2 separate regions of the Homo sapiens genome follow, and region 1 is linked to region 2. The links are chromatin loops, found by intact Hi-C in ENCODE. Cell type or tissue: PC-9. All regions are shown on one strand. Each heading gives the region's core, and the rest is flanking DNA. Links, peaks and the distances in the headings are about the cores only. Region 1 overlaps SNX9 (sorting nexin 9). Region 2 overlaps SYNJ2 (synaptojanin 2).

Region 1 (16,601 bases), core at 710-8,709, 230 kb before region 2:
GATTTTTATGGCTTTTAAAATGTTTGGAAAATGCTAACCATTTAACTTTGTATAACAGTAGTATTTTCTATGTGTCTTAAGTAGAGTGTGCAGTATTTGTATAGTCAAAGATAAGTTCTGTGACAGTAGAAAGATGAACAAGTCTCATTAAAGAAGGAATAGATTAGAAAGCATAAAAATGTTGCAGTTTTTCTACTGTGCCTTGTTTTTATATTGACCATCTGAAAATTAAATTATAGTTTTACTTTAATTGTCCACTTAAAACTTTGTAGCTTTGCAGTACTGCTGTTTCTTTTCTGGAATGCTGTTCTCCCTTGTCCTTCCCTAGGTACTTTGTTTTTAGATGTTAAGTTTTTATGATTATGATTATTATTATTTTTTTTTTGGAGACAGGGTCTCACTTTGTCATCCAGGCTGGAGTGCAGTGGCACGAACACAGCTCACGGCAGTCTCGACTTCCCTGGCTCAGGTGATCCTTCCACCTCAGTCTCCCAAGTAGCTGGGACTACAGGTGTGCACCACCATGCCCAGCTACTTTTTGTATTTTTTGTAGAGATGGGGTTTCACCATGTGTCCTGAACTGAGGTGATCCTTCCTCCTCAGCCCCGCAAAGTATTGGGATTACAGGTTTGAGACACTACGCCTGGCCACATATTAGGTCTTAATGCGTCTAAGCATCACTTCCCCGGGAAAGCCTTTCCTGATGTCCCCGCCCCTGTTTCAGGGTCACATTACACACCCCGACTGCCATTTTATATTTGTTTCTATAACTGATGGCTGGCTCCTTTGAATGCTGTCAGCCTCAAGAAGCTGAGACTGTTTGTGATCACTTTTGTATCTTCAATGACAAGTTTAAAAGAGCAAAAATATATTCTAGTGAGATAAGTGACTCGATTATTGAAGTAGAAAACTATTAATCCCCAGCTGTAAGCTTTTGTTCTTTTAATCATGTGTTTTAGTGTATTTGTTAAAAGTGTATACAGGTACAACACAAAATTTACATCTGCAGCTTAGGTATTGGCAATTATATTTTTTAAAACATAATCAATTTTACTAATGATTACATGAGAAATTGCCTGATGTTTTAAGGTAGTTGGAACAAGCTTCATATTTCTGAGACTTTAAAGAGTTGTCTTTAACCTACAAGTTGTCAGAATTGTCTTTAATTTCCAAATGTATTGGGTTTTTCTCTTTCTTGTTGGTGATTTCTAACTTGATTGCATTGTGATCAGGGAGCCTAATTAAAATCAATACTGTACCTGGAAATTTGTTGAGGCTAACTTTATTCCCAGCATACAGTCAGCTTTTATGTTTCACCTGTGCACAAAAAGAGTATACATATTATTGATGTGTGTGTCTATTCTGTATGCTCTATGTCCACTAGACTTACTGTGCTGTTTATATGTATATCCTTACTAATTGTGTTCCTCTATTTGATCTGTTGTATCTAACTGATCCTCTGTCTACTTGATGGTGATGCTAAAATGGTGAATTTAAAAATTTTCTCTACATTTACAATTAGTATTATTTTCTAGGTGAATTGAAGTTTTTATCATTATGAAGTGAACCTCTTTACCTCTGGTAATGCATTTTTTCTTAAAGACTATATTTCTAATGTTAATGTGATTTCACTAGCTTTTGGTAAATATTTCCCAGATATATAAAAGCCAATAGCTGAATTTTACCTTTTTATCCAGTCTGATCTTGGTGCCTGCCTGTACAGCATTGTGTTTACTGATATATTTGGATTTCTGTCTACCATCTTATAGATTGTAGGAGCCCACTCCCAACTTTGTGGAAGGTTTGTGTTATAAGTCTCTTTTTTCCAGTGGTTATCATAAGGATGTTAACATTAAAGTCTGAAATTACTTAATATCATTAGCCTTTTCCTGAATTACAAAAAGACATAAGGTTATTTAACTCCAGTCATCTCCCCCAATATGATCAATTATTGCCCAGTATTTTAGTTATATCTTTTTCACCACAAATTGAACATTATTTTTATACAGTTAAATGTTTTAGATCTAATCATATTGTACTGTGTCTTTGCTTACTGTTTCTTCTTACATTTCAGTCTTTTCTTGAGATAATTTCCCTTCCATCTAAAATGAATTGGAATTTCCATTGAGAAGGTATGTTGTTGGTAAATCTCTTATATGTCTCTTAGGTATGAAAATTACCCTGGTCTTGAAAGAGTTCTAGGTTGACAGCATTTTCTCCTAGTACAATGAAGGTATTCTTCCTTTGTTTTCTACTGGCTTTGACATTTGCTGCTGGGAAGCCAGTTAGCTAATTATTGTTCCTTTGTCCGTGGTGTGACTCCTCACTGGCTGTTTTTAACTTTCTCAGTTTTAGTATTTTGCAGTTTGACTGTAGTGTGTCCATGTGTGGATTTTAGTTGCACAGCTTGGGTTTCCTGGGTATCTTGGATCTGAGGACAGGTGCTACGTTAGTTCTAGAACAGTGCTGTTCAGTGTACTCTTTGTGATGATGTTCTACATCTGTGCCGTCCATATGGTAACTGCCTGCCTCTTGTGGCTAACAAGAACTTGAAATGTGGTTAGTGTGACTGAGGAACTGTGTTTAAATTTTAATTTCAGTAGCCACATGTGGCTAATGGCTACTTTATAGGTGAGTGCAGCTCTAGAAAATTCTCAGCGGTTATTCATGAAAATTGCCTTTTCTCCATTCTTTCTTTCTGGAACTCTAGTAACATGAAAAGGACCGATGGAAATCTAACTTCCCATCTGTCAACCTGTCATGTTTTCTTTGTGCTACATTCTGGATGATTTCATTTGTTCTTACCTTCTGTTCACTATTCTTTCCTCAGTCAGGCCAAATCTGCTCTTTTATTCATCCATTTAATTTTCAGTTTCGGTTATCTTCTATTTTTAGAAATTGTATTTGGTTCTATTTCAAATCTGCTTATCATTCATTATAGTTTCTGGTTCTTTGCTCATATTTTTAAGCTTCTCTTAAGCATGTCAAAACATTAATAGTTTTCCGTCCTAATCTCAGAAGTCTGATTCAGCCATCCGTTTCTGCACATTCTCACTCATGGTGCTTTGTTTTCTTGTGTGTTTTGTGATTTGATTTGATTTTTCCTTGAGTTGCTTGTTTTCCTTGGAACTTCCTCTGTGGGAATCCTATTACCTAGATTGAGGTTGTATCCTTCCAGGGAGGATTTGTGTGTGCTGATACCAGTCTCCTGGGGACATTACATCCTTGGAGTCACTATATCTTTAATTCCTGGCTTAATGTTTTCTCAGCCATACTGGGTAGAATAAATATGGACCTGGCATCTCAGGAGAAATTTTCCTCATCCCCACTACTCTGTATCAATGATGAGACATTTCCTTGCACACAGGTTTTCCTCTTTACCCTTATGCTGAGGTCCTTTTGGAGTCCCAGCTTGTAGCTTAATACAGGACACTTTGTGTGTTGCCTCCCCTGCCCCCACACAGTCCCCAGAGCACAGAGCCAGGCTCCCAGGTTTGTGGAGTCTCCCAGCGGGAAATCCTGCCTCAGCACATGTGTTCTCCCAGGGTTTCTGCTTTCACTTCCTTTGTGGCCTCTCCGGAGCCTTTCCTTTTGTGCTAACTCAGCAGTGTGTTTCAAAAGGTGTTTAGTTTGTATCTTTTGCTTTTAATATTTTATTCAGCACTTCAGTTGTTTCAGTCTGGCAGTGGCTCAGGTATTAGCTTGCTCTAGTTGCTGGAACAAAATCCAAGTCAGAGCATCTTTATAGCAGACTGTCAAGTGAAGGGAGTGGAATATGTGCATGAAAGTGTTAATCTGATCTTTGCAGAGGGAAAGGTCAAAAAGTTGTTAAGCATTTTGGTTGAAACCAAACCTTCAGTCAAGCTGTCAAACTGTGGGCATTTCAAAACTTTCCAATTGATATTTCTTTGTCATTTTTCTTTTGACTATTAAAAGCACATGATAGACTACTTACTAATTTCTAGGCATTGTAAATGCAGTGTTTAAGGATGCTATTCAGTCTGACTGAATTTTTCTAAGTTATTTGTAGTATCTGAAAATCGAGTCATATGGTATTATTACCCACAGGGACAGTACTCAGAAGTCACAGATTTGTGATTGTTCATTAAGTCAGACACTTAACTTTAGGGATAAATTAAAGAGGGGGAAATGCAGCTTCATTCTGTTGCCTATCACCCGTTGTCATCCACAACTCATTCATTTGAACTTCAGATGTGCCAGGTCCTCTGGGATGTCAGTATGAAAGGCCTGTCCTTGTACTCAAAGGGCACAATGTCTTGAAGGAGGGCAGGCTGTCTGCAGGGGCACAGTGCAGGCTCCTGGCACAGTTCCTCAAGCCCAGAGGCTTTCAAAGGACCCAAGTCTTGAAATGTCTGTGTATTAGTCTGTTCTCATGCTGCTATGAAGAAATACCCGAGGCTAGGTAATTTATAAAGAAAAGAGATTTAAATGACTCACAGTTCCAAAGGGCTGGAGAGGCCTCAGGAAGCTTACAAATCCATGGTGGAAGGGGAAGCAAACATGTCCTTCTTCACATGGCAGCAGGAAGAAGTGCCGAGCAAAAGGGGGAAAACCCTTATAAAACCATCAGATCTTGTGAGAATTCATGAGAACAGCATGGGGGTAACTGCCCCCATGATTCAATTACCCCCACCAGGTGCCTCCCACAACATGTGGGGATTATGGGAACTACAATTCAAGATGAGATCTGGGGAGACACAGCCAAACCATATCAGTCTGTTACTTAGTACTTTGAGTGAGTTTTAAACCTTACTCTATCACTTCAGTTGCTTCAAAAATACTTCCATAGTACAGCTCCACAGTCTGCAAGTCCAGACTTTGCCTTGTCAGATCCCAGATATTCAGTTCAGCAGACATTTCAGTAGCTATTTTGTGCCACTTGGATGCTGGGAATAAAGATTTGGATCCTCCCTAGGACAGTTGACATTCAGATATTAATGAATTGGTGTATTTAAAATGTGCGAGTTTAAATGTATTTCCTAATTTAAATTCACAGAAAAAGGCTTGAAAATTTAGACGTATGTATAAATAGTTGCCTATTGCATAGTGGCTGCACATAAGAAGTTTTTTTATGTTTTAGTTTGTTTTATAGTCTCAAGATTTTAAGTAATGAATATTTGCTGCTTTTGTAACAAGGAAAAAAAAGATTTTTTTTTAATTAAAAACTTACTGTCTTTAGGCCTCTAAAGCAGATTCCCAAACTTATATACCTTCTGTTAATTTGTTTCAAATTGTACTAGGTTGGAAAAATTTTTTAATGCTTACACATAGTAAGGGCACTTCAATAGAAGAATGCTAATGCATTCAGGATTACAAATATTATTTTGTAATTTTCTTAAGTATGGTACTTAAGGAAATTTTCTTCTTCCAGGGGAAAAAAAGAGTATGTTTTAAAAGTAGCTTTAAAACATAACTGAAAACTTACTGAACAACTAGCACTGAATCTGAAGGTGTTACAAATTGCTGTTTCATAAATACATTGGTAATTTTACCTGCCACCATGTGCCTTCTCCCTCAGGAGCTTAGAAGAGGCAGGGTGGTTAATTCTTTGTGGTTAGGCAGGGTTTCCAGCACTGCACTTCTCCTCCCGCCTTCCTAAACCATGACTCAGATTTTAGAGTCAAGAGTTGAATAATATGATTTTACAGTTGTTTTGTTGATGCATCAGATTTACTTTGTCCCGTGACTATCTACCAGTATTGCCGAACTGAACTGGGTCCATTTGCCCATGTAGTGGAAAGCCAAACACTGAAGCACCAGGTTTTTGTAGTGAGAGAGGCTTATTGCCAGACAGCTGAGCAAGGAGACAGGAGTTGGACTTAAGTCTGTCTCTCCACGCTGGGGGCTACGTCAGGTTTTGTACTTAGAGGTAATGAGGCGTGATCTGATTGGATCTTGCAGTGGGGTGATGCTGGAGGCATAATCTGACTGGATCCTGCCATGGGGTGACACCAGGGCTTGATCTGATCGGATTTTGGATCCTGCCATGTGGTGTCCACTGTGGTTTTTTTTTTTTTTTTTTTTTTTTTTTTTTTTTTTGAGTCAGGGTCTCTCTTCTGTTGCCCAGGCTGAAGTGCAGTGGTGCAACCTCCACTGACTGCAGCTCAACCTCCTGGGCTCCAGCGATCCTCTCACCTCAACATCCTGAGTAAGCTGACACCACAAAGTGCGTGCCAGCACACCTGGCTAATTTAAAAGAATTTTTTTTTTTTTTTGTAGAGACGGGGTCTCAGTCTGTTCCTCAGGCTGGAGTGCAGTGGCATGATAATAACTCACTGCAGCCTTGAACTCCTGGGCTTAAGTGATTCTCCCACCTCAGCCTCACAAGTAGCTTGGACTACAGCTGTGTGCCACCCCCCCGGCCAATTTTTTAAATTTTTTTTTCTTTAGTAGAATTGAGGTCTCGCCATGTTCCCCAGGTTGGTCTCAAACTCCTAGGCTCAAACGATCCTCCTGTGTCAGCCTCCCAAAGAATTGTGATTACAGCCTCCCAAACTGTTAGTGTCCACTTCTTAATTCAGTGCTCATTCCTCATGCCCATTCCATTCCAAGTGCCCATCTGAGCACGTGGGTTCTATCCATGGCTGCACACTTAGTTTTGGGCATGCTCTGGTGATGTGACGTTCAACCTGGAGGTCCATGCCAACTGAAAAGCAGCTCATAACTTTGTTACATAAAAGTTGAACCAGATTAGTCTGATGCAATTCCAACAGTATGTAAAGCGTATTCAATGTCCTTGCAACCCCTAAAAGCTCCAAAACCCTAGGAAATCAATACCCGTTAGGTTACTGAGATCTGTGGTTACAATAGGTTGAGCTGTCTGAATCATCTAAAGCCAAGATGATACCAAAAAGTATAGACATTTTAAATTTAATTTTATTTTTGAGACAGAGTCTTACTTTGTCACCCAGGCTGGAGTGCAGTGGCATGATCTCAGCTCACTGCAACCTCCACCTCCTGGGTTCAAGCAGTTCTCCTGCCTCAGCCTCCCAGGCAACTGGGATTACAGATGTGTGCCACCACGCTCAGCTAATTTCTGTATTTTTAGTGGAGATGGGGTTTCACCATATTGGCCAGCCCAGTTTCAAACTCCTGACACCAAGTGATCCACCTGCCTCGGCCCCTCAAAGTGCTGGGATTACAGGCGTGAGTCACCATGCCCAGCCAAGATTTTTAAAATATTCTAATATTTACTTCTATTAGAGTTCAATTACTATATAATGACCAAAAGCAAAGTTTTCAGCCTTTAAAAACCCATTCCCCTTCTTTTTTTTTTTTTTTTTTTAAATAGAGTCTTGCTCTGTTGCCCAGGCTGGAGTCCAGTGGTGCAAACATGGCTCATTGAAGCCTTGAACTCCCACACTGAAGCAATCCTCCTGCCTCATCCTCTTGAGTATCTGTGATATGGTTAGGCTTCGTGTCCCCACCCAAATCTCATCTTGAATTGTAATCGCTGTAATCTCCAAGTGTCACAGGAGGGACCAGGTGGAGGTAATTGAATCACGGGGTCGATTTCCCCCATGCTGACTGAGCTGATGGTTTTATAAGGGGTTCTTCCACCTTCACTCAGTACTTCTCCTTCCTGCCACCTTGTGAAGAAGGTGCCTTGCTTCCCCTTCACTTTCCATCGTGGTTCATGAGGCCTCCCTAGCCATGCTGAACTGTGAGTCAATTAAACCTCTTTCCTGTATAAATTACCCAGTCTTGGGCAGTTCTTTATAGCCGTGTGAAAACAGACTAATACAGTCTGGGACCACAGGCATACACCACCATGCCTAGCCATTTATTTTTTATTTTGGTTGAGAAGGGTCTCACTCTGTTGCTCAGGGTGGAGTGCCGTGGCGTGATCTGGGCTCACAGCAGCAGCCTCGACCTCCCAGGCACAAGCAATCCTTCTGCCTCAGCCTCCCAAGTAGCTGGGACTACAGGCACATGCCACCAGAGCCAGCTAATATTTAATTTTTTGTTTGTTTGTTTGTTTGTTTGTAGAGACAGGGTCTCTCTATGTGCCCAGGCTGATCTTGAACTTCTGGGCTCAAACATTCCTCCTGCCTCAGCCTCCCAAAGTGCTGGGATTATAGCCATTACCCTTTTTGATAAGTGGAAACATCTTGTGCACGTTCTGGAGTTTTCATTATGAAAGTGATAGATAGTGATTCTCTAAAATGCTACAAGTATTAAATTTTTTTCTCAAACTCCCCTCTTCTCTGATTCATTAGGACTCTCTTCTATACAGAAAGATATGGCAATGGTAATAAGCTTCCATCTGAGAGAGAAATTGAACTCTTGCTAAAGTGATGATATTTCCTAAGGATTAGGAATTAATGGTAGAGCTGTGGTACTCTAACTAGCTGTATCACAGTCACCAACCCGGGGAGCTTGTTAAATCACACAGAGTTTCTGATTCAGGAGGTCTGGGGTGGGGCTGAGAACACACATTTCTTTTCTTTCTTTTTTTTTTTTTGATACAGAGTCTTACTCTCGCCCAGGCTGGAGTGCAGTGGCGCGATCTCAGCTCACTGCAAACTCCGCCTCCCAGGTTCACGCCATTTTCCTGCCTCAGCCTCCCAAGTAGCTGGGACTACAGGCACCCACTACCATGCCTGGCTAATTTTTTTGTATTTTTAGTAGAGACGGGGTTTCACCATGTTAGCCCGGATGGTCTCGATCTCCTGACCTCGTGATCCGCCCACCTTGTCCTCCCAAAGTGCTGGGATTACAGGCGTGAGCCACCGCGCCCGGCCGAGAACACACATTTCTACCAGTTCCCAGGTGATGCTGATGCTGCTGGTCTAGGGACCTAACTTCCAGAACCACTATTGTGAGGGATGGAAAAATAAAAGAAAGAACTTGGGTTCTGTCCTTGGTTGGTCCCTAAGATCTGTGAGGCCGTAAATTGGGTGGCTGCACTAGCATGCCGTGTGCAGTGAACACTTGTGTCTTGCTTAAAGGATTATTTTATCTAACTGGGTTCATATGATGCAGAAAATCACAGATCCGTAAAATATTCTCAGAAGCTATTTAGTTTCTCGCCAACTTGTAGTGTTGTCAGTAACTTTTCAGTTCTTTTGATTGATCGTTGGTATTATATGCAAAATGTCTCAACACTGTTACAATCTCACATTACCATGGAGGCTGGTTACTACTCTTCCTATTGCCTTTTAAGTTAGCCAGAAAACATGCGATACAGTTTTGTGTGTTATTAAAACAGTAATCAGTCCAGATTTATTTGCATTGTATAATATGTTCCTACCGTGATTATATAATGAAAATAACTTTTAATTCACTAGGAGAGAAGAATCCTGTTCTTAAATTACTTATAAGTCAGATAATACATGCCTTTGTGTAAATCCAGTTTTTAATGTTATTTGTGTGGTAAGTACCCATACCTAATTTTGATGAATTTGAATTTCAGCGGCTTCATTTTTCCTGTTTGCCCACTTAGAAGCTTTAAGGAAGTAAAGAAACAAATGTTTGTCAAAGCTAGAAAAAAGAATGTAGTCCCCAAACTAGGTAAATCTACCTCTGAATAATCAAATCCACCCATGTATTATTATAGGACCCATATGCATGAAGGCATGGGCATGCTGTCTGTGTTCATATGACCTGTCTCTGCAGTCAGTAAGAAGTAACGGGTGTCTAAATAAGAGAAGGGCAGCAGATCGTGAAGCCGTCGTTGGCATTTAAACAAGGTGGCAACTGAACTGCACTGTTCAGTTTCTTGTGGGTTCCGTGAACAGCATATGCTGTACCATTAATTATGGAAGGAATACATGTAATTGTTGGCTGTGGTTAACATTAGAATATTATTATGCATGAACATCAAGGGATATTGACAGAAATATTCAGTATGCTACATTGCTTCCAAAAATCAAATTTTGTTTGTTTTTTTGAGACAGAACCTCACCCTGTTGCCCAGGCTGGAGTACAGTAGCAGCTCACTGCAGCCCCAATTTCCCGGGCTCGAACAATCTTTCCACCTCAGCCTCCCAAGTAGCTGGGACTACAGGCATGCATCACCATGCCTGGCTAATTTTTGTATTTTTTATAGAGATGGTGTTTTGCCATGTTGCCCAGGCTGGTCTTGAACTCCTGGGCTCAAGCAGTCTGCCCACCTCAGCCTCCCAAAGTGCTAGGGTTACAGGCATGAACCACTGTGCTCGACCAATAATTTTTTTTTTTTTTATTCAACAGTCTCTCTCTAGAATTTATACTGTAAGTGAAAATGCATGTATATTTTTCTATCCAGAGAATTTACAGTCTAATGGAGAACACAGACACTTAGATATCTTCCATTAGGTGTACGGTTGCTGTGGTAAAAGTATGTATACATAGTGTACAGTGAGATAGCTCAGTATTTGGAGTCAGAAATGAGACCCTCTGACCTGTTTCCCTCCATTTAGCCATTGGAAACTTAAGAGTAAAAATAAATGTATATCAATAAAGAGCCATAGTGTGAAAATTTTATGTAGAAGTGCTAAATATTCTGACATTATGTTACTCATGATGTAGAAGAGGATCATTTCTCTAGTTTAGGGAATGGTGTTAAATACTTGAAGGCATGTTTAGTTTGAGGTCTCATTTAAAGAGCTCCTATTTTAGTGACTGACCTTGCAGGACAGAAAGTACATTTTAGAGAAGTGTAAATGTCCACTTTCCCTGGTTGTACTCTAAAATTTTATCTGGCACTGGTTAAACTAAGCCACTCTTAGGAACCAGTGAACATTCGAGGCAAGTAGTCTGTGCCCAGGCTTGTTCTAAATCCTTTGTGGCCGAGGACATAGCGTCTTGGAATGGTTAAAATGGATCTGCTCCTTTTGATTTCCAGGTAAGCTGTTGTTTGATGTGTTTTGTTTACCTGGTTTGCAATACCCAGAGCTTATTCTAGAGAAGGGATTCCCAGCTGGTGAATTGTCAGGGGATCTTTAACTCTTTAAAATGTATATAGATTCGGTTAATAAAATACAGGTTTACTTAAAAACGCTGGACTTCATAGTACCTTTTTGGTGTTAGGTATCAATGAATTGTCCTTGTGTATAATTACTGTTATATGTGTGTGGGGATGTATATATGTAATGAATTAATGTTGAGGTCATTGGCATTCCTCTGTGATTCATTATAGCTGTTACATAAAAGCCTATTTCCCCTATTAGTGTTTTGTTTCTCTTGAATTTTATATTTAGAATAAAAGAGAAATTATGTCTTTTATTAGAGATGCAATGAATGAATAAAATTAGTTCTACCTGATTATGAAGCATATGTATTTTCATGTAATGGTGATATAGCATAGAGATTAGGAGCCTGGGTTCAAATCCCAGTCCAGTTATTAATACATTACTTTGAAAAGTTACTTACTGCTTCACTTTCCTTATCTGTAAAATACAAATAATTGAATGGATTCAGGTGTGAATTCCATTGCACAGTCCAAGTGGGGGAAAAATTATAATTTTGCTTTTCTGTAATAATTTACAACAAATTACATCCCCGTCCTGCTGGGGAAGCAGACCTATAATATTTTAGTTCCCAGGCCACCGCCTCTTGCCCAGGGTGAAGCATAATTTGAGGGTGGGGATGGTAACCTAGTGCCATGGCCTTGAAGGTGTGACCCCATCTTGCCCTCCAGTCTCCTCTTTAGGCCTTTCCTCCTGCCCCTCAGTTTAGTAACTCTCTCCACCACTTCCTTGCTGTGCTGCTTGAGGACATGGTAACCACCTTGCTGGTTGTGCGCAGTATTGGGGCGTGAATCTCTGCAAAGCTCAGACCTTTCTGTCTTAATGTGATACATAGCTGTTTGGATTCTCCTATCCTCTCCGGTTGTTTCATGGTTTCACTAGGGTTCTGAAAGCAGGTGAAAAAAAACAAGAAAGCCTCACTGGGAAGGTGACACTCAGGTAGAGATCTGAGGGAAGGTGGGGGTGTCTTTGGATCTCGGGAAAGAGCAGACCCTCAGGCTGGTGCTTGGGGTGTCTTTGGATCTCGGGAAAGAGCAGACCCTCAGGCTGGTGCTTGGGGTGTCTTTGGATCTCGGGAAAGAGCAGACCCTCAGGCTGGTGCTTGGGGTGTCTTTGGATCTCGGGAAAGAGCAGACCCTCAGGCTGGTGCTTGCACAGTGAGGCCAGAGCTGAGGGAGCTCAGGGAAGAGGGGCTGCTCCCCAGGCTGAGGAGGCCCAGGCGACCACGGGGGCTTTGACATTTATTTGGCAATAAAACCATTGGAGGGTTTTCACCACACCCAAAATGACTGACTTTTACAAAAAATACTTTCTTTCTTTCTTTTCTTTCTTTTCTTTCCTTTCTTTCCTTTCCTTCCTTCCTTCCTTCTCCCTTCTCTCTCTCTCTCTCTTTCTTTCTCTTTCTTTCTTCTTTCTTTTTTAAAGAGTTGAGCTTGCCTTTATTACCCAAAGCTAACTGCAGGAGTTAACAGTCAGTTTGCTTTGATACTGGATTTAAGCCTTATTTTATCCCTTCTTAAAACTTAATTGATTGTATCTTATTAAAGCCACACTAGGAAAATCCTGTGCTCCATTTAAGTCAATCAGTAAGAGAGCTTCAGAAGGATTGACACAGTATCCTTCTCTATATGAGGAATACCCCAGTCAAATCAGCTGGGAGAAAAAACTTTGTAAAGAAATTTTTAAAAACCTCTATTATTTTGCATTCGAGATTTTGTCTGATAGAAAATTTCAGATTATGTTTCCTGGATATACTGAAAGTGAATACAAACGGCTCATCAGACCATTTGGCTGTTACCGTTATGCTGTTCACTCGACTGGTGGCCACATAGACATAAGCAAAGTACTTGCAGACTGCTGGATTTCTGACTGATGAAACCATTTCTGATCAGCGACTCACTGCATTTCTCTTCCGATGAGGGTCACTGTTTGCAGGGTGTCTGGTATAAACTTCCTGAAGCCCCAGCAGTCTTGAGAGCAGCAGTAGAAGAAAGCAGCTGGAACCCTGAGAACTGGGGCAGAATGCTGTTATGGGCTAAGAAGAAATGGCATCATCTTGGCTTAGAATTTGGAGATTCAATGAATCTTTATTCTTTCATGGTTCCATTAAGTGATTATTTTTAATATGAATTAGATCACTGGAATTTCATATTAGTCATGCTGAAAAATTCCACATCTGTGTGTTTTAATTTAGGGTCTTCAAGATGAAGGGCATCCCCCAATGATTAGGAGAGGCACAAGATAGAAATACAGATTTTATTACCTACAGGCCCTGGGAGTACACAGCAATCCTGGAGGTCACACACAGGATGGTCAGGGAGCTTGAAGGTCAGGAATTGTGAAGGGAGAGAGAGAGATTGAGACCTACCTAGAGACCCATGGGCCTTCATGGGGTCCAAACAGGTTTCCCCCAGGGAGGTTTAATTGGTTCCAGGAGGTCACACTGTGACTGCACAGCCCATGTGGGGTGTGGGGATCGGGGCCAGTGAAGTAGGCTGTGTGTAGCTTTCCCATGGGGAGGTGGTTGCCAGGAGGAAGTTGTCTAAGGCAGGTATCTGTATTAGTCATGTTGAGGAACTGGGAGGAGGTGTAGAACTGCACCCTCTGCCATGTCCAGGGTGACAGAGCCCTGCTTCTGCTACGACAAGGTCCCACTTATCTTCAAAGTGCATGCTGAGGCAACATAAAATGATAAGAATTTACTACACTGTGACTTTTAAACTATCATCTCAATGGTTTGGCATGATTCAATATTTTCTATTTTAACTTTTTATTTATAAAAATTTTAAACATGGACAAAAGTAGAACAGCACAGTGACACTCCCCTGTGTACTCATCACCCACCTCCACAGTGATCCTGGCCCGTTTTGTTTCCTCTAGCCTCCCCTCCCCTATTTTCCCCTTTCCTCATTATTTTGAAGCAAATTCCAGACATCGTTTCATGATAAGTATTTTAATATATATCTCCAAAACTGTAGACTTAAATAACTGTAATTCCTGTTATACTTAAAAATTCAGAATACATTCTTAATATCTTCAAATATCCAGTCTGTTGGTAGGCAGTGTAAACATATTCATAAATTAAGTTTGCTGTATCTATTAAGTTGCTTGATAGTATTAAGGTGAGAACAGTGCCATCTCTTACTGGTTGACATTTGTATGAGTCTGCCCATGTTAATGTAAAACAGATTTGCCACAGGTAATGTGACCATACAGGTAACATAATCTAACAGTTAAAAAATATATGCATGTCTTGCTTTTATCTTGTTGACTCCAGTGCTCTTATCAAAATCCTCATGATGCAACTGCCCAATGGGTTCACCATCACCACTGCCTAGACAGAATCGATTTATCAAGACAGGGGGATTGCAATGGAGTAAGAGTAATTCACGTAGAGCTGGCTGTGCGGGAGACCTGAGTTTGTTAGTCAGTCTCCCCGAGCATTTGGGGATTGGAGTTTTTAAAGATAATTTGGTGTTTTTAAAGATAATTTGGTGGGTAGGGGCTTGGGAAGTGGGGAGTGCTGATTGGTCAGGTTGCAGATGGAATCTTAAGGGGTTGAAGTTAGGTTTTCTTAATGTCTTCTGTTCCTGGGTTGGATGGCAGAACTGGTTGGGCCAGGTTACTGGTCTGAGTCCATCAAGTGCAGGGTCTGCAAATATCTTAATCACTGATCTTAGGTTTTACAATAGTGATGTTATCCCCAGGAGCAATTTGGGGAGGTTCAGACTCTTGGAGCCAGAGGCTACATGACCCCGAAATTGTAATTTCTTGTAGTTATTTTGTTAGTCCTGCAAAGGCAGACTGGACCCCAGACAAGAAGGGGGTCTTTTCAGGAAAGGGCTGTTACCAATTTTGTTTCAGAGTCAAACCATGGATCAAATTCTTTCCCAAAGTTAGTTCTGGCCTGTGCTCAGGAATGAACAAGGACAGCTTAAAGGTTACAAGCAAGATAGAGTTGGTTAGGTCTGATTTCTTTCAGTGTCATAATTTCCTCAATTATAATTTTGCAAAGGTGGTTTCAAGGAGATGAAGCCTTCTAAGCCTTTCTGTACAGCTTAGGTGGTGCCAGCAATGGGAGGATGCTTAGGACAAGGGTTGAAGAATTGACGAAAATGAAAATTGAAAAAGAAATATAGCTGACCCTTGAACAATGTGGGGGTTAGGAGCACCGACCGCCTGCCCAGTTGAAAATTAAAGTATAACTTTCGACTCCCCCAAAACTTAACTACTAATAGCCTGCTGTTGACTGGAAGCCTTATAACGCAAACAGTTAACACATATTTTGTATGTTATATGTATTACATACGGTATTCTTACAGTAAATTAAGCTAAAGAAAATGTTATTGAGAAAATCATAAGGAAGAGAAAATATATTTACTACTAAGTGGAAGTAGAGCATTAGGCCTTCATCCTCATTGTCTTCACATTGAGTAGGTGGAGGAAAAGGAGGGTGGAGTGGCAGAAATAGAAGAAACGGTGCATGTAAAGTGGACCAGACCTGTGTTGTTCAAAGGTTAACTGTACTGATTATCTTATTTTAACTTAAAATGTATAATGTGCATTTACTCACCAATCCTTTGATAGACAGACAGCTATGGTCTTTGTGTACTTCTGATTGCAGTGCTAAGTGATCCATTTTGCATAATCCATACTCAATTCATTGCAATTCTAATTTTTTGTTTCTTTTAGAAGAGCTTAAATAGTTTGAAGACAATTTCAAAGCATCGTGAGTACAGAATTCTAGATTTTAAAAAATTATTTCCCATTTGTCTTTTTTTTTTTTTTTTTTTTGAGATGGAGTCTCACTCTACCACCCAGGCCAGAGTGCAGTGGCATGATCTTGGCTCACTGTAACCTCCACCACCCAGGTTCAAGCAATTTTCCTGCCTTAGCCTCCTGCATAGCTGGGATTACAGGCCCATACCTCCTCACCTGCCTAATTTTTGTATTTTTAGTAGAGACAGGGTTTCACCACTTTGGCCTGGCTGGTCTCGAACTCCTGGCCCCAAGCTGTCTGCCCACCTCAGCCTCCCAGAATGCTGGGATTGTAACCGCCCAATGGGTTCACTTTGCCTGCCAATTTCTTAGAGCCGATTTCTCAGGACAAGCGGAATTGCAATAGAGAAAGAGTAATTCATGCAGTGCAGGAGACCGGAGTTTTATTATTACTCAAATCAGTCTACCCATAGAGTTTTTAAGGACAATTTGGTGGGTGGGGGAAGCCAGTGAGCCAGGAGTGCTGATTGGTCAGGGGTGAAATCACAGGGAGTCAAAGCTGTCTTGCACTGAGTCAGTTCCTGGGTGGGGGCCACAAGATCAGATGCCCAGTTTATTGATCGGGGTGGTGCCAGCTGATCCATCAAGTGCAGAGTCTGCAAAGTATCTCAAGCACTGATCTTAGGAGCAGTTTAGAGAGGATCAGAATCTTGTAGCCTCCAGCTACATGACTCCTAAATCATAATTTTTAATCTTGTGGCTAATCCTTGTTTTTTTTTTTTGTTTTTTTTTTTGAGACAGAGTCTCACTCTGTTGCCCAGGCTGGAGTGCAGTGGTGCAATCTCGGCTCACTGCAGCCTGCACCTCCCAAGGTCAAGGGGTTCTCCTGCCTCAGCCTCCTGAGTAGCT
Region 2 (16,601 bases), core at 3,157-11,156:
TTTGGAAGGGACACACATCCAAACCATGTCAGTGTCTCTTTACTTAAGTGCAAAATATACTCTCCTACATATAGTATAGGTACACATTTGGGAAATTTAACATTGACAAAGTACTTCAATCTCATCTGCAGGCAATATTCCAAATTGATCACTTGTCTCAGTGATGTCCTTTGAAGCACCTTTTCCCGCCTTGAGTCCAGCATCACATACTGCATTTTGTGGTCATGTCTCTAGTCTTTAATCTGCATCTGTTCCTCGGCTTTCTGTCTTTCAAAACATTGATGTTTTTGGAGAATGCAAGCCTTCTTTTCCGTTAAGTCGAGGGTCCCTACATTTACATTTTCCTAGTGTTTCATTATAATCACATTCAGTGTATGGATCCCTGACCAGAATGCTACCTACATGATGCTGTATCCTTCTCAGGGTACCAGATCTGGAGGCACACGGTGTCCATCTGCCACTCATTAGTGATGTTAATTTTGGTCACCCAGTCAAGGTGCTATTCAGTTTCTCCACTTACGGTTAATATGTTTTCCCTTCCAACTAATCAGCAATCTATGGGAGACACTTTGAGACCATGCTGGTATCCTGCCTTTTACTAAACTTTCCCTTAAGATTTATCATCAACAGATAATTTTTGCTGAACAATTATTTACTATGACAGTTGTAAAATGATGATTTTTAAATGATTTCCTCCAAATTTATTACTTGGTATTCTACTATAGAGCCCTCTCTTGTTCCCCATTCACCCACCTACACACCCACCCACCTGCACACTGATTCACCCATCTGTCACCCATTAACCCATCCATTCATCCACTCATTCACCCACCCACCTGCTTATCCACTCATCGTCCACCTATCTACCCACCCATCCACCTATCCACCTACTTGTCTACCCACCATCCACCCATCCCTCTATCCAGCCAGTCATCCATCCATCCATCCAGTCATCCACCCATCCAGCCATCCAGCCATCAATCCACCCAGCCATCCACCCATCCATGCACCCACCCATCCACCCACCCACTCACCCACTTACCTATCCATCCATCTTTCATCTACCCATTCACCCACCCATCCATCCATCCTCACATTCACCTGTCCATCCATCCACCCACCTATCCATCTACTGATGCATCCACTGATCCATCCATCCACCCACCCATTCTCTTATCCACCTTTCTATCCATCCACTGATCCATCCATCCACCCACCCATCCATCCATCCCCATTCACCCATCCATCTATCCATTCAGTCGCCCATCTATTCACCCATCCATCCATCCCCCCATTCATCCATCCACCCATTATCCATCCATTCAGCCATCCACCCATCCATTCACCCATTCATCTATCCATCCACTCACCCACCCACCTACCCATCCACCCATCTATCCATCCACTCAGCTATCCATCCATCCATCCATCCATCCATCCACTCAGCTATTCATCCATCCACCCACCCATCCATCCACTCAGCTATTCATTCATCCATCCATCCACCCACCTACCCATCCACCCAGCTATTCATCCATCCATCCATCCATCCATCTATTCACCCATCTAGTTATCATCAGTATAGATTCATGAATTTCTATTTTATTCATCAGGTTAAAATCCATTACTGTCCTCATACAGTTTGATGTTCAGATTGTCCCAGATTTGGCCAGCAAAAGCCCCTTTAAGCTGACTCCAGCAACAATATGTATTTTAAATGTATTTTCTAAAACTAAGTTGAGTATTAAATAAATAGTTCTATTAATAATAAGGCAAATTTGATCATTAGGATGACTCAGATTTTAGGGGGAAATTAGTGTCCCTGAAGGCATAAAGGAGACTGAGAAGCAGTTTCTGTCTCCACAGTTGGCTTCACTGACCTCTGTGCTATCAGAGAGCTTAGGATCTGACATCTGCCTCATCATCTTACCCTGGATCTGCTTTCTGTGGAAGAATTGCAGCAGACATGGTCATGTTGCAGTTAGGACTGGGCAGCAGCAAAGCCAGACTCGAGGCACCTAGACCTGAGTTTGGAGCACTGTTAGCTGAATCCAGAGAGCTCAGCCTTCCTGAGCCCTGAAGAGACCACAGAGGTGGCCTAGTGGGTGCCACATGCAGCCTGGCTGGGAGTAAGAAGGAGAATGGGAAAAACCATGGCCTCCTTGGTTTGCAGAGAAGGAAGAATCACTGTTGTTACTTCTCTTTGCTTTAGGTTGGCTCCCATCATCTGAGACTCCACAGAGGCCTGGAAGCCAATGCCCCTGCTTTCGACAGGTAGGGATTGTCTGACACCATCCAAGCCTGTCATTGTCATCCTTAGACATCGTCCTCCCATCAGACACAAGGGAGAGGGTGCGACGGGAAAGGGAGGACCCTGAACCCTGAATCTAAAGCTGCTTTCCCTTTGGTCCTTTATGCAAGAAGGGAGATGACAAAATGGGATTTTTACTTTGTTCTCAGGTTTCCTGAAGGTAAATTAATGAATGTTCAGGTAGCACTTTATAATTATTTTATCTTACCAGTTTCTTGCAATGAGGCTTCATCTCTATGCCCTGGTTAATAAGGGATCATCTAAATTATAGGGTATTTGAAGCTGTTTGTTTTTTGTTTTAAAATAGTATAGAATAAATAAGTATAGAAAAGTATAAAGTGAAAAATAAAAGTACCCTAACTCCCAGTTACCACTCTCAGAGATTTTACTATTAGTAGTTTTTTACATGTCATTCTAGAAAACAATTTTGGCATTTTATGTGTGTGTGTGTGTGTGTGTGTGTGTGTGTGTATTTAAATACACAAATTGGATCATAACACATTTACTGTTTTGCAGCTTGCTTAAGAAAAGCAGAGCTATTTGTAATATGTATTTGAAATAATAACTTCTTAAAAGATTTGCTTATTTAATCTAAATACTCAATATTTTAAAATTGTCTTAGTGAATATAGTAAAAATTCTCGAAAGTAATGTGTTAAGTGTTTGAGTCCTTCTACCTGAAGCTTTATTGAGACTTTAAGTTTGCTTTCATACTCTTGTTAAACATAACACTTGTCATATGAGCCCAGATGTGACCCCCTGATTAGTGTGTGACATGTAATGCGCTTTTCTTTAAAGAGATATTTAATCAAGTATAGACAAGACCATTGCCTTTTCCAAAGCATTATTAGTATGTCCTGAGCATTCTACATGCGGAGTTCTTTCAGTTGACATTCATCTATACTAAATTGTCTTAGGAAATAGTGAACATGAAACCAAAAATGAAATTCTACCTGGCTGAGCTTGGTGGCTCAGATTTTAGGGAGTCGCCTGGGTGACAGAGCGAGACTCCATCTCAAAACAAAACAAACAAAAAACAAAAATATTCTACCCGAAGCTGACCCAAAACAAGAGGGAAGGGTCATGCTGGGTTCGCTTCAGGAACCCTCCTATGTTTAGGAGCTTTCTTAAAAAATACATACATCTAGTTGAAGCACATTTGCATAGACTGCAGATTTTTCAGAATCCTGGTAATGCATGGTGTGTGAGATGCACGTACCACAGAGAATGAGACCTCTCTCTCCTCACAAGCACCCCAGAGGCTGCCTTGCCCCTTGGAAAGCATTCCTAAATCTAGGGGTACACTTAGATCTCTTCTGCAAATCACAGGACAAGCTGCTGAAAGGGTGAGTCTTTCTACAGGCAGCTACTGTGTCCAGGAAGTCTCTTCTGTAATGCTTCTTACCCACGACACTGGGCTGGAGGCAGGAGCCCTCCCGTTCCCTTGCAGGTGCTGCTGCTCTCATGTTCATTGCTGACTATGTTCCCCTCATTCGAGATAACGTTTGGAAATAAGGTGACATGTCTGCCTAGTGGCCGCAGTGGGGCACCATGAGGGTCCCCCTGAAAGCAGGCTGCCCAGGTCCTCGATGGTGTCCCTGGACTGGCATGTGCATTGTCCTGGGTGCTTCCCAATTCTCTTCTCTGGGACATCACTGCGCTCTCAAGAGTCGTGCGGTTCTCTGATGGATTTGGTTGAGAGTAAATCCTTTCTTTCCCCCGCAAAACCTTCACACAGATAGTTTTTCTTCCCAGAGGATGCTTGTTTTCCTTTGCCTGAGCTGCATGGGTGCCCCTGTTAGCCGAGGCGGTCTCTTGTCACTTTGCTGTATGTGCTCCATATCTGAGGAGGGCTGTTTGCAGCAGGACTTTGGCTGCAGCTGCTTGAGTGGGGTCTTGTCATCTCTGTGTGGTGATGAGTCTCGGTGGAAGGGCTAACCTTTCACAGGGCGGTGCCTCAGTCTCTCCTCACAGGACAGTGAACCCCTTCTCCTTCCCCGCCCCGCTCTGCGGGCGGCTGCTGTGCACATCAGGGTGTGCTGAACTCTTGGTCCCTCCCTGAAGATGAGAAGGATGCTTCCAAATAGAAATCTGATTCCTCAGTATCCCGAAAAACTCCTGTTTTCCAAGTAGCTTCCTATGACAGTAACCCGTAGGCAGGGGAAGTGAAAAAAAGGCCTCAATGCTCAGGGTGACCCAGGAAGAAGCCCGTATGATGCCGACCTTGCTGCTGGTGCCAGCGTCCCCTTACACCCTGGGTGCCAGCGCTCCCTTACGCCCTGGGTGCCAGCGTCCCCTTACCTGGGTCGGCAGGGCCTCTCAGCTCACCAATAACGAGCATTTTACAATAAAGGGAAAGAAAGAGGAACCACGTCCCACACACCAAGCACTGTCCTTGTCACTTTCACTCGTCTTTTTAGTCCTCCTCGCCATTCTCCGCAGGAGGGGAAGTAGCCCTGCTTTATAGATGAAGGAGCCAGCTCAGAAGGGATGAATCATTTGATCAGGGGAGTTTGGGGTTGGGACAGCATAGAGTAATGATGAGGAATAGTGAGTAATAATGAGTAATAACAGTTTCCTTCTGGCCCTGGGCTTTGGAACCAGTTGAGAAGAAGGGGCAGGAATGAGACAGGAAGAGATCAGAAATGGGCCTTGTTTCCGATGAGCCACATTGTGGGATGTGGCTTGGATGTGTGGCCACGGTGGGCTCCCTCACCAGGGGCAGAGCCTGCACGTGTCAGAGCCAGGCCTGGGATGCACCTTCTCTGGGCAGACCGACCCAAAAGAAAGCCCACAAGGGCTGAAGCCACACACAGCCCGCCCCAGGGCTGCCTGGAGCTGCACGTGGAGACGGGAGCCCGGGAGGGTGCTCACCCTTAACTTAGGCCAGGGAGTCAGCAGGCAAGCCTAACTTCAAACTACCCACTTCAAAATCCATAGTCTTTCTACTACTGTCCCTTAAAGTTAGTAAGAGAATGTTTTCTCTTACTGCATAAGAAAAAAAATGATTTTTTTCATGATCATTATTAGCTCTTTAAAAAATTCCGCTCATAAACGTGTCATTACAGAAATTTGGAAAAGAGAAAGATGTTTAAAGAAGAAAAGAACTTGAATCATATAAAATTCTACCACTTTTGACATCATGTGTTTTTTTCCAGTGTTTTTTCTATATTTAGGCATAAAGATTGCACCATTAAACGATAATTTGACATCTGCTTTTTGCATTGTATCATTTCCCTATGTTTTGTTTAAGGCACTACATTTCAACATGTTTAAATTTGAAATGTAAGGTTACTTTTAAAAAGCTGGTGATCAAGAATAAATATTGGAATCTCTCCCTAATATTTCAACATACATATTTAGAAAGTAGCTTCCAATACAAGGAATGTTTTCCAAAGCCTGCAAGTTTTGTTGTATCTCCTTGTTGTGGTTTAGCATAATGCAATATAGCACTTAGATTGAAAACAGGATGCTGAGTTGAGAGCTCTCCTGCCAGTTGTTCTAGTTTTGAGAAGGGTGGGTACCAAGCAAAATAAGAGATTCATTTCACACATGTGCACATTGCATGTGTAAGACTCTAGCCCAGGCACGGTGGCTTATGCCTGTAATCCCAACACTTTGGGACGCTGAGGTGGGAAGATTGCTTGAAGCCAGGAGTTCGAGACCAGCCTGGACAACATAGCAAGACCCTGTCTCTATGAAAAATAAATAAGTAAAAATTAGCCAGATGTGGTGGCATGTACCTGTAGTCCCTATTACTTGAGAGGCTGAGTTGGGAGGATTGCTTGAGCCCAGGAGTTTGAGGCAGCAGTGAGCTATGATCGTGCCACTGCACTCTAGCCTGGACAACAGACTGAGATCCTGTCTCAAAAACAAAATTCTCTTGATGAAAGTTCAGGTTAGGTGTTCTAGATATAATGGGAGGTGCTTTATAGAAAGTGCAGCATATCCTTTGTCTGATTCCAAACAAATGTAGAAGTCTACGCTAGCTAGTAGTAATGGCAGCTGGGAGGTGCAGGTTCTCTCCACCCAGGCTCATTTTCCACGATTTGGGTCATGGGGGACAGCTGGTCCTGGACTGTGGCACTAAGAAAGCATGACTCCTGCCCCGTCTTCCCTTGAGGGGCAGAACAGGGCAGAGTCTGCACCTGTGCCCGTGCCCAGCATCACGCCCACCCCGCTGCCTTTGCAGGCACATGGTGCTTCTGAAGGAGCAGTACGGGCAGCAGGTGGTCGTGAACCTTCTGGGAAGCAGAGGCGGAGAGGAGGTGCTCAACAGAGCCTTCAAGGTAAGGCCAGGCTGTCCTCTCCACAGCTGGGCTGGGCGGCAGGTGGCCATGGTGGAGCGTTGAGCCTGGAGGTGGCTCCTGCAGGGACTGGAGCTGACAGCCCAGCCCTCCTTCGTTTCCTGAGGCTTCCCCAGCATTCCGACCAGTGAACACGGCAGTGCTCAGTGACTCGGGCCCTGATACAGTGAGTGTAATTTCTTTTCTTTTTTTTTTTTTTTAAGACAGAGTTTGGCTCTTGTCGCTCAGGCTGGAGTGCAGTGGTGCAATCTCAGCTCACTGCAACCTCTGCCTCCCAGGTACAAGCGATTCTCCTCCCTCAGCCTCCCAAGTAGCTGGGATTACAGGCACTTGCCACCACGCCTGGCTAATTTTTGTATTTTTAGTAGAGACGGGGTTTCACCATGTTGTTCAGGTTGGTCAAGAACTCCTGACCTCAGGTGATCCACCCGCCTCGGCCTCCCAAAGTGCTGGGATTGCAGGCGTGAGCCACCGCGCCCGGCCTAGTGAGTGTAATTTCTGTGAGCTGATGGTTGGGAGAATTTGCTCAAAGTCAAAACAGAGCATCTCCTGTCCCCAGCCATGTGTCCCTTACCCTCCCTCCCCATGGGGCTTTGAGGGCTTCTGACCTCTCAAGGTACCCCTCTCAGTCCAGCCCAGGAGCAGGCAGGCCTCCCTTTCTGCCCTGGCTGGTCCTGGGTGAGTTCCCCCAGCCCCACAGGGCACCCGGCCTCAGGGCTCAGGAGCAGGAACTTCGGTGGCTTTCCCCTGCTTGCCGGCTGGCCTTCAAATTTCCCCCTCTTCCTCGGGCTTTCATGGCAGCTCCTGGACCTGCTGCTGCTGGGCTCCTGTGGGCTCCTTCAGACTTCCTTGGGGGGCTTTTCCTGGCGATCCTGGACAGATCCTGGGCAGGGTCACAGAGCCATGGGAGCAAGAGACTCCGCCCACCTGGCCAGGTTCCATCCCTGTGCATGGATCCCAGGCCTCCAGCCCCCGCCCCCTGCTCCCCAGGCGCAAGACGTTCCAGAATGAGCCAAGGGGGCTCCTGGTTCCTTTACCAGCCTCCATGTCCCCTGCCTAATAGAGAAAAACTCTCTCGTTGTTTAAAGCTCAAAGATATCCCTTACAGAGAGAGCTCGAAGTCGCCTCACTGGGGGTTAGGGCGATCTCTGAGCCTTTCCCTCTGCTTAGAAATGCCACATGCTCATGCTCAGAGCAGGCACTTCCTGGTTGCCAATTTTATTTGGCCAGACCTGCTTTTCCTGTTTGGTTTGTTGCTATTAGCAACGAGCTCCAGAAGTGTCTCCCTTCCCACCCATCTTGGCAGTGATGCTGGCTGCTAATTTGAAGGAAGAAGGGAAAAAGCTAAAAAATAAGAATAATAATAAGAACCCCAAGTCCTTTTCCCCTATGCCTTGAGTTGTGGCCCCTCCCATCAGTGGGTGAAGTGCCCGGCACTGGTGAGGGCGGGAGATGGCAGCCACCTCATGCGGAGAAGGGTGGGCTCCTGGCCAGGTAGGGAGGGGCACTCTAGCTGAAGACCTGGGTCATGGCCCTGCCTGGGGTGGCCCTCAGCCACCTCAGCTTGGCCCAGACCAAGGTTGGTGGCCCAGCAGCCTGCCCAGGGCCCAATGGCCATCAGTCCTGCTGGATGAAGCACTGGCTGTGGAATGCATGGCACTGAGCCACCAGGCACTGTTGGGCTCCTCCAGCTTCTTGCTCACAGCAAGACTTGCTTGATGATGGCAGCACTGCATTGATTTACACTCAGACCTATCACAGGCAGTCACGTTGAGTCAGATCAGATGACCCCCAAGTCCTTCTAGTCCTTCCAAGTCACTAGGACCTCTGGCTGGGCAGAGGCTGGACTGGCCTGACCTGAAGCCACAAGGGCATGAGTGCAGGGTGAGAGGCCTGGAAGCCGGGTGGCCTGGGTAGGCGGACAGTTTGTCCTTCATCACGGGGCTCTCTGGGGAGAAAGCCAGGGAGCTGCCAGGCCAGGGAAGCCTCATATGGAAGGGAGGGCTCTTAAGGGCATCCTGGTGCCATCAGCAGCCCCTTGACCTGCTTCCCATCTCTCCCCACCTTCACTCTGGCTCCCTGACCATCCTGAAGTAGCATCGGGATGTGGGACCCACCTGGGCCACTTCAGCTGGAGACTTGGTCTCTTCAGAGCATAACCACCAGAGGCTGGTGCGCGGCAGGATGGGGCCGGTTACTAGGGCAACGGGGAGCTGGATTATGAGCTCTGCAGCCTGCCACAGCACTGCTATCTCTGAGGGCCTGGGGCACCTGGGCCACCTGAAGAACAGAGCAGTCCTTCCTCACCTGTGCCCTCCAGAGAGCCCTGCAGGAGTATGATCTCTCCAGGAAGCCACACCTGCTCTGGCTTCTTTTGCTCAAGGGGGACCTTCTGCCCTTTCGCAGGCAAGACGCTCTTTGTGGGTTTTGTCCCCCCAGGGCCTTTGTCCTGTGCTTCCCTTTTGGGGTCAACTGCCTGGTCCACTGTGAGCTTCCAGCTAAAGCACGTCCTGCGGCGAGTCACCTTGGTTAGCCGCACGGGTCAAGCTCTGCAAGGAGCTTGCCCTCCTCGTCCTCCCTTCCCTCTGCTCCCCTCACCGCCCTCCCCTCCTCTTTTCAGAAGCTGCTCTGGGCTTCTTGCCACGCGGGCGACACGCCTATGATCAATTTTGACTTCCATCAGTTTGCCAAAGGTGGGAAGCTAGAGAAATTGGAGACCCTCTTGAGGCCACAGTTAAAGCTGCACTGGGAAGACTTCGATGTGTTCACAAAGGGGGAGAACGTCAGTCCACGGTGAGGCTCGCTGCGCACTGTGCCGCGTCTTCTGCTGGGGGGAAGCGTCAGTCCACGGTGAGGCTCGCTGCGTGCTGTGCCTTCTGCTGGGTGAGGCGGCAGAGGGGCCGTGCAGTCTAGGACATGTGCCCTATGAGGGGCAGCTTCCTTCCCTCCCCACTCAGTTACCCTTGTGGTTTCCTGGGTCATAAGCTTGGCGACGCCGGGAATCTTGGGTTCCAGCTTCTCATCTCCCTTCCCACAGTAGGAGACAGGCTTTTGAATTTCTCAAGGAGATGTTGAGTCATGGTTTTCTGGCAAAAGAAATGAACTAATAAAGGGGACTGCATTAAAACATGGAGCTCCACGCTGTGACGCAGGCCTGTGAGAGTGAGGGCCACAGTCGCGGTGGGATGGCTGGCATAGACTTAGATTGCTAGAGGAGACCAGGGTATGGACTTCCCTGTTCAGAGCAGAGGAGAAAAACGAAGTCCAGTTCCCTCAGGTCACATGCAGGGGGTCCTCATTATTTGCAGATTCCATATTGGCTTATTTACCTATTCCTTAAAACTGATTTGTAACCCCAAAATCAGTATGCAAAGCATTTTTGCTGGACAGAGTATTTAAATACTCTGGCCTCGTATTTAAACAAGTTTCCTTTTTAAGATTTAGTACCATGTTTTTCACATTTGTGGGGTCTTTGTTAGGGGCCCCCCTTTGTTCGGGGATCTCATGGTTTAGAATGGCCCCAAGCAGTGTGCCGAAGAGCTGTCTAGTACTTCTGAGCACAAGAAGGTGGTGATGTGCTTTATGGAGAAAATGCACGTTAAGATAAGCTTTGTCCCTATATGAGCTACAGTGCTGTCGGCCATGGTTCAGTGTTAATTAAGCAAATATATATATTCAATAAGGTGTCTTTATATGGAAACATACATAAAACAAGGTTGTATATTGATCAGTTGATAAAAATGTGACCAGAGGTTTGCAGGAACCTAACCCTATATTTCCCCTAGGAGCGATGGTTCTGTGTTCATGTCCAATTCAGTGTTCCTACAACTTTATAGAACATAATTGCTATAAATAACAAGGACCAGCTAAACGTAAAACGACCCAGCTGTGCAGGCTACTGAGTGTGTGTCCTGGGGTCTGCCTGCCTTTCCAGAAGTGCTGGGGATCCACTGGGATGGACACTGGGGTTTCTGGGGGGCTATTGATGAGGAGGTGAGGGGTTCCCTCTTAGAACATGTTTCCTCACACCTGTAATCCCAGCACTTTGGAAGGCTGAGGTGGGCGGATCACAAGGTCAGGAGTTCGAGACTAGCCTGGCCAATGTGGTGAAACACCGTCTGTACTAAAAATACAAAAATTAGCCGGGTGTGATGGCACGCACCTGTAGTCCCAGCTACTTGGAAGGCTGAGACAGGAGAATCGCTTGAACCTGGGAGGCGGAGGTTGCAGTGAGCCGAGATCATGCCATTGCACTCCAGCTTGGGTGACAGAGGTGAGACTCTGTCTCAAAAAAAAAAAAAAAAAAAAAAAAAAAACCATGTTTCCTTGGGAGTCAAAAGTCAGACATGGGCCTCTGTGCTATGGCCACTGCTTCTTTGAAAACAACATATAACCGTTTACATTTCTTCTTGTCCTAAGTTTTCAGAAAGGCACTTTGCGGATGAACTGTCTTGACTGCCTGGACCGAACCAACACTGTGCAGAGCTTCATCGCGCTCGAGGTGCGTCCCTGCCACAGCCTTTTCGGCCATCTGTGCCAGGTCCTGTGACTTCAGCTGGACAGGCTGGGCTGAGCACCTTTAGCGGCAAGATGAGGGTGGCATCACCAAGACAACCTTCTGACTATGGGGAAGGTGGACAGGGAGACACTGGGACATCCAGAGAGGGGTTCCCCAGGAGGCTGCTTTCTCTGTCGTAGGCACACTTTCTCACACCCTCTTGTGAAATGCATCCCAGACATGGTGGCCCAAAGGCTCCTCGGGAACAGCGGTTGTGTGTAATGATTATCGTGGATGCACCATTGGCCAAAGGCAGTGTGAGGCTGGCCGGATGAGGCTGGATTTGAAGCTGGGGAGGGAGACCTCTGTCTGCATGGCCCCAGCTGCCTGGTTGACCTCTCCTGGCTGGGGGGTCGGGGGTAGGGTCAGCACCCCCTGCTGTCCACCACTGTTTGCTCTTCAGCCTCTGGCATTGGGTGGGGCGGGGCGGGGTGCAGGGGCGTTCAAGTGTCAGGGGGTGAGAGGAGGGCTTGGGTGGACCCTATAGATAAAGTTGGGGTGAGATGTGGGAAGTCACTCTCTGCTGTGGGAACTCCTCATCCTCTGGAGGGGCACAGAGTCTTCCAGGCACAGCGTAATCCACAGGCTGCCGAATAAGGAACCTCCTGGGACAGTGGCTGCAGGGCCTCTGTGGGAGAAGCCAGTGACAGCCATCCCTTATTCCTCCCCAGGTCCTGCATCTGCAGCTCAAGACCCTGGGGCTGAGTTCAAAACCCATCGTTGACCGCTTTGTGGAGTCCTTCAAAGCCATGTGGTCTCTGAATGGCCACAGCCTGAGCAAGGTGTTCACAGGCAGCAGAGCCCTGGAAGGGAAGGCCAAGGTAGGGCCCCGCCGAGGGGGCAGGGTGGGGGCCCCAGGGACCCCCCTCACGGCCTGCGGTCTGGGCTCTCGGCAGGTGGGGAAGCTGAAGGATGGAGCCCGGTCCATGTCTCGAACCATCCAGTCCAACTTCTTCGACGGGGTGAAGCAGGAGGCCATCAAGCTGCTGCTGGTTGGGGACGTCTACGGCGAGGAGGTGGCAGACAAAGGGGGCATGCTGCTGGACAGCACGGCGCTCCTGGGTAGGGCCTGCCGCAGACAGGGCGAGGCAGGGAGGTAGGGTGCTCCCCAGCCCCACTTTCCCACCGCCTCTGTGCTATCCAGAGAGCGGGTGGCAGAGGTGCCTGGGATCTGAGCAGTGGACCATGCACCTTGCAGCTGTCACTGCCTCTCCCGGGAGCCTGCGCTTTCCTGCTGGGCCTGGGAGCTCACGCTTCCTCTGTCTCGGCTTGGACTGTGTTTCCATCCTGAGAAGCGAGAGACACCAGGCGGGCTCAGGGAGAGGCCGTGCACTCTCCTAAACGCATCGGTGCCTTTGAATGCTAACCTACTCCAGAAACTTCCTCAGCTGCCTGGGCTCTTGGGCCCTTAGCAGGTGATGTTGGCTTTGGGAGCTTCCCATGAAGTTGGCCTCCAGTTTCTCTCTTGGCCCCTGAGGACCCTGTGGAAACAGAGAAGGAGGATGCTGTCATCCCCTGGGGATGAGGGCACCTTCTGGTCTCAGCGGCAAGACATCGTGATTCCATCAATATAGGAGGTTCCTTTGGGAGCATTTTAATGGCATCTTCTTACCTGAGCCTGTAAACATATTAGGTCTCATGGAAAAGTAGGGGAAACCCAGCATTTTTCCTTATAAGAATGTACAAGTGTCGCTTTAGAAATGTCAGGTGTTTTTGAAAAATGAACTAGCCCATGCTTAAAATGGGTTCACGGCCCTTTCCACTGTCACCGTCACTGGGGGAGCTCTAATTTGGCTTCCGATAGGCACGGTGATATTTAGTTTCTACTCTGGAAACAGTGCCAGCTCTGTAAAAGGTGAACAAAGCTCCATGTTGTACAGTGAGTCTTATTTAATAGCAAGGCAGACATGAGTTAGATTTGGTTTACATCACAAGTTTAAAAGGTGGAATATATTTTGGCTATCTAGAGGATGGAGATGGTTCTGTGTAGTGACTTTTTAAAGCCTTAAGTCTGGGGCAAAACAAAACATATCAGACATGCAGGCTGGAAGGCAGAGGATGCAAAGGTGGCTGTCTGGGTTGGTAAGACACTTAAAGTTATAGTGTATATGGATGCATACACAATGAAATATGGTCAGTTACAGCATGCCCTTGCTTAAATTCCTATGCCTTGTTCTTCTACGGAGTGGACAGTGAGGACACGGCTTTTCCCTGTCGTGTCTGAGATCCCTATGGTCTGATGTCCCATGGCTTCTGGCTTCAGTTGGGGGTAGGGGTATAGACGGTGAGTTTCCAGTCTTATGTTTTCACGCCTTTATTGTAGAAATGCCATAAGGGAAGCCCCGTGGTGACCGTGGTTTTAAGCCTTTTGTCGTCTTCGTAAGGAGCATACCCTGGTTTATCTCTAGAGGCTCATGAACCATCTGTCTCTGCCAGGCAGCCTCATCTGTCTTTTTGGAGGATGCCTGAGCTTTGGAACTGCAAAGAAATGTGCCTTTTTATGCCTCCTGACAGTGACTCCCAGGATCCTGAAAGCTATGACTGAGCGTCAGTCCGAATTCACAAATTTCAAGCGGATCCGGATTGCTATGGGGACCTGGAACGTGAACGGAGGAAAGCAGTTCCGGAGCAACGTGCTCAGGACGGCGGAGCTGACAGACTGGCTGCTCGACTCGCCCCAGCTCTCGGGAGCTACCGACTCCCAGGGTGAGGGCAGTGACTTTGGGGGAGACAAAATCCAATTGCACCTAACCTGACATGTCACGCTTGACCCTTTAGTGGCCATCGTCTTGTGGAATTTCATCTTTGGTGTCTTCCCTCCTCACAATGTCTAAATAGCACCATGGCCTGACTCTCAAGAATGCTGCCTCGCAAGTAACTGACCTTTTTCCTTTCCCAGATGTTTAGAAGAGTTAGCAGATGGTGAATCTCTCTTTTCTCTTTGCATACAGTGATGGTGAAGTCTTAGGCTTTCATCAGTAGAATCTTTTCGTCACCAGTCGGAAGGTGTGGCTTCTAGGGCCATGTAACTGTGAGGTTGGGAGCCAAGCCTGTCTTCGGTGTTTTGTTTTTGTTTTTTGTTTTGTTTTGTTGTTGTTTGTTTTTTTGAGACAAGTTTCACTCTTGTCACCCAGGCTAGAGTGTAGTGACGCAATCTCGGCTCACTGCAACCTCCATCTCCAAGGTTCAAGCAGTTATCCTGCCTCAGCCTCTCGAGTAGCTGGGATTACAGGCGCCCACCACCACGCCCAGCTAATTTTTGTATTTTTAGTAGAGATGGGGTTTTGCCATGTTGGCCAGGCTGGTCTCGAACTCCTGACCTCAGGGGATCCCTCTGCCACAGCCTCCCAAAGTGCTGGGATTACAGGCATGCGCCACCGCGCCTGGCCCTGCCTTCAGTGTTGATATTGACCAAGAACAGCTCATCCCTGCCTCTCCCCAAACCAACTCTATTAATCTGCTTTAAGTAGTCACAAAATAATTCATGTGCTATTTAGGAATAAAATAATTCCAAATGTTGACACCTCACCTTTTATCTTGTAAGATACACTATTGAATGGCCCCAGAACTTAGGATCTGAAGAATAAATGATTCTTGTCCAGTCATCGTTGACTCGGGCCTTGGTTTTTTTGTTTGTTTGTTTTTTGTTTTGCTTCCTTGGACTCAGGAACTTGTGGTTCAGGTTTTTGCCTGTTGGTGAGTGACCTGTGGTCTAGCTGACATGCAGTGGCCCATGTGTACATTCATGCCCCACAGCTGCCTGGGTAGTACCCAGAGCCCCATCCCTTCCTGTGCACACGCCATCTGTGCCCTCCTTTCTGCCTCCAAGGGCAGGTGGCAGAGTCCACCATTCAGAGCCACTGGGGCTCTCTGTGTCGGTGGTAGCCTGGGTTGCTGCTTGTGGTGCCTCCAGAAGCCATTCAGGATGCCCTCCGGAGCAGGCCCATCAACGCGGAGAGTGCTTAGCACAGCCGTGGCTCAAGAGCCGTCCCTCCAGTCCCCACGAAAGTGACTCCTCTTCTTTTCCCTGCAGGAAGGTGTGCATGTTTTTAGCAAGCTGGCTGGTATTTTGCAGGGGATTTTTTTGGGGTAGACACTAGCAGGCTCCCCAGCAGTCCCACTAGAGATACACCAGGTTCCAGAGAAGGAAAGGAGTGCTGTGGTTACTATTGCCAAGCAGATCAGACAGAGGGACGGGGATTGTTTTATTTAAAAAAAAAAAAAAAAAAAGCTTTAAGTCAGGGAAACTAGAGGTTCCAGGTTGCCCATTGTGGTCAACAGAGAAGGAAGTGGACAGCCTGCCTGGCCTCTCGCTGACAGAGGCCATGTCCTCCTAGCTGGACCCTGGGGAGGTGGGCCTCTCACTTTCTGCAGCAGCTGGAGCCATGACTGGGCTTGGTGGCTCAGGAGCCTGGGTGTCAGAGGTCGTGACTGGACAGATTCAGTCAATGGCTACAAGGTTATATTAAATTCTGACCTCCCCTGTTCAAAGGGAACAGAATGGACGGAGGGCCCCTCTGGGCTCACTGCTGCATTTAAGCCAGGCATTTCTGAAGCAGATTCCACTGGGGCAGTTCCCAGCAGCAATGGTAGCCACCTGGAGTTGGACTCAGGCAGTGGACAGCATGACTCGGGAGAGGGCACTGGGGAGCCCCATGAACTCGTAATGCGGGACTTGGCGGTTCTGACTTCTGTCATCTCTTGCCTTGCTCCCCAGATGACAGCAGCCCAGCTGACATATTTGCTGTGGGGTTTGAAGAGATGGTGGAATTGAGCGCAGGGAATATTGTCAATGCCAGGTAAGGGGCCAGGTGTGCGGGGCCAGGCAGGGACTTCCTGAGTCAGGTGCCTGGCTGGGAGCAGAGCCTCTGAGGCTCTCCGGGAGCCAGCCTGCTTCTGAGCCAGCTAAGCTGTGGCCCTGGCTGTGTGGGGATCTCTCACCTGGCTCCTTCTCTATGCTCACACATGCACCACCCCGTTCTTTCCCTGCCACTTAGGAAGTAAAAGGAAGGGCTGATGATTGCTGTGTTTTCTTTGCAGTGCTCTGGCCTCGGCCACTTGTTGAGGCTAATTTATGCTGCCAGAGGGAGCTGGCATGTGTGGACCTGGGGTGCAGGGGAAGGGCGGGGCTGGGACTGGGAGAGTAGTTGACTCATGTTTCCTGGGGAGAGGTGAGAAAGTGTGAGTGCCGGGAAGAGGTACTTTCTTCCTGCACACCAGGGCAAAGGAAAAAATCAAAACCACTGGATTTTTATTTGATATGAAGTCAACTGGGCGCTCCCCCCACCCCCTGCTGAACTGGCCTGGCTTTATTTTAAGGAACTTTCTGAACAAATAAATAAGACTGACTCTGTGGGGCTGCTATGAGAAGGTCCTGGGTTGGGTTTCAGGGGTCAAGGGAGGGCTGCTGTGATGTGTGAGGCATA

The links. Peaks named below come from ENCODE experiments on the same cell type or tissue, not always from the same donor. Only the 100,000 strongest peaks of a DNase experiment are listed, where the experiment ranks them.
Region 1: a loop joins it to region 2, with 11 times the contacts of the local background. A loop is called at or near these places in 6 of 110 quality-filtered maps.

What each region holds. Positions count from the first base shown.
Region 1 is chr6:157,828,126-157,844,726 of GRCh38, forward strand. All of the region lies in intron 1 of SNX9 (sorting nexin 9), which reads left to right. Among named protein-coding and RNA genes, the nearest start is that of SNX9, 13 kb to the left of the region's middle. RefSeq lists enhancers at 1,967-2,705, 13,485-13,634 and a silencer at 14,152-14,446. In PC-9, for the core only: no CTCF peak of the experiment used is centred there; DNase peaks (open chromatin) are centred at 5,606 and 5,906; H3K4me3 peaks cover 418 bases; H3K27ac peaks cover 3,965 bases.
Region 2 is chr6:158,052,755-158,069,355 of GRCh38, forward strand. SYNJ2 (synaptojanin 2) reads left to right here. Exons shown (of 27, transcript NM_003898.4): 6 at 2,213-2,274; 7 at 6,503-6,599; 8 at 9,238-9,410; 9 at 11,037-11,118; 10 at 11,847-11,996; 11 at 12,072-12,237; 12 at 13,690-13,881; 13 at 15,893-15,974. Among named protein-coding and RNA genes, the nearest start is that of SYNJ2-IT1, 60 kb to the left of the region's middle. RefSeq lists an enhancer at 16,228-16,601. In PC-9, for the core only: no CTCF peak of the experiment used is centred there; DNase peaks (open chromatin) are centred at 4,857, 7,857, 8,307 and 9,067; H3K4me3 peaks cover 1,571 bases; H3K27ac peaks cover 5,800 bases.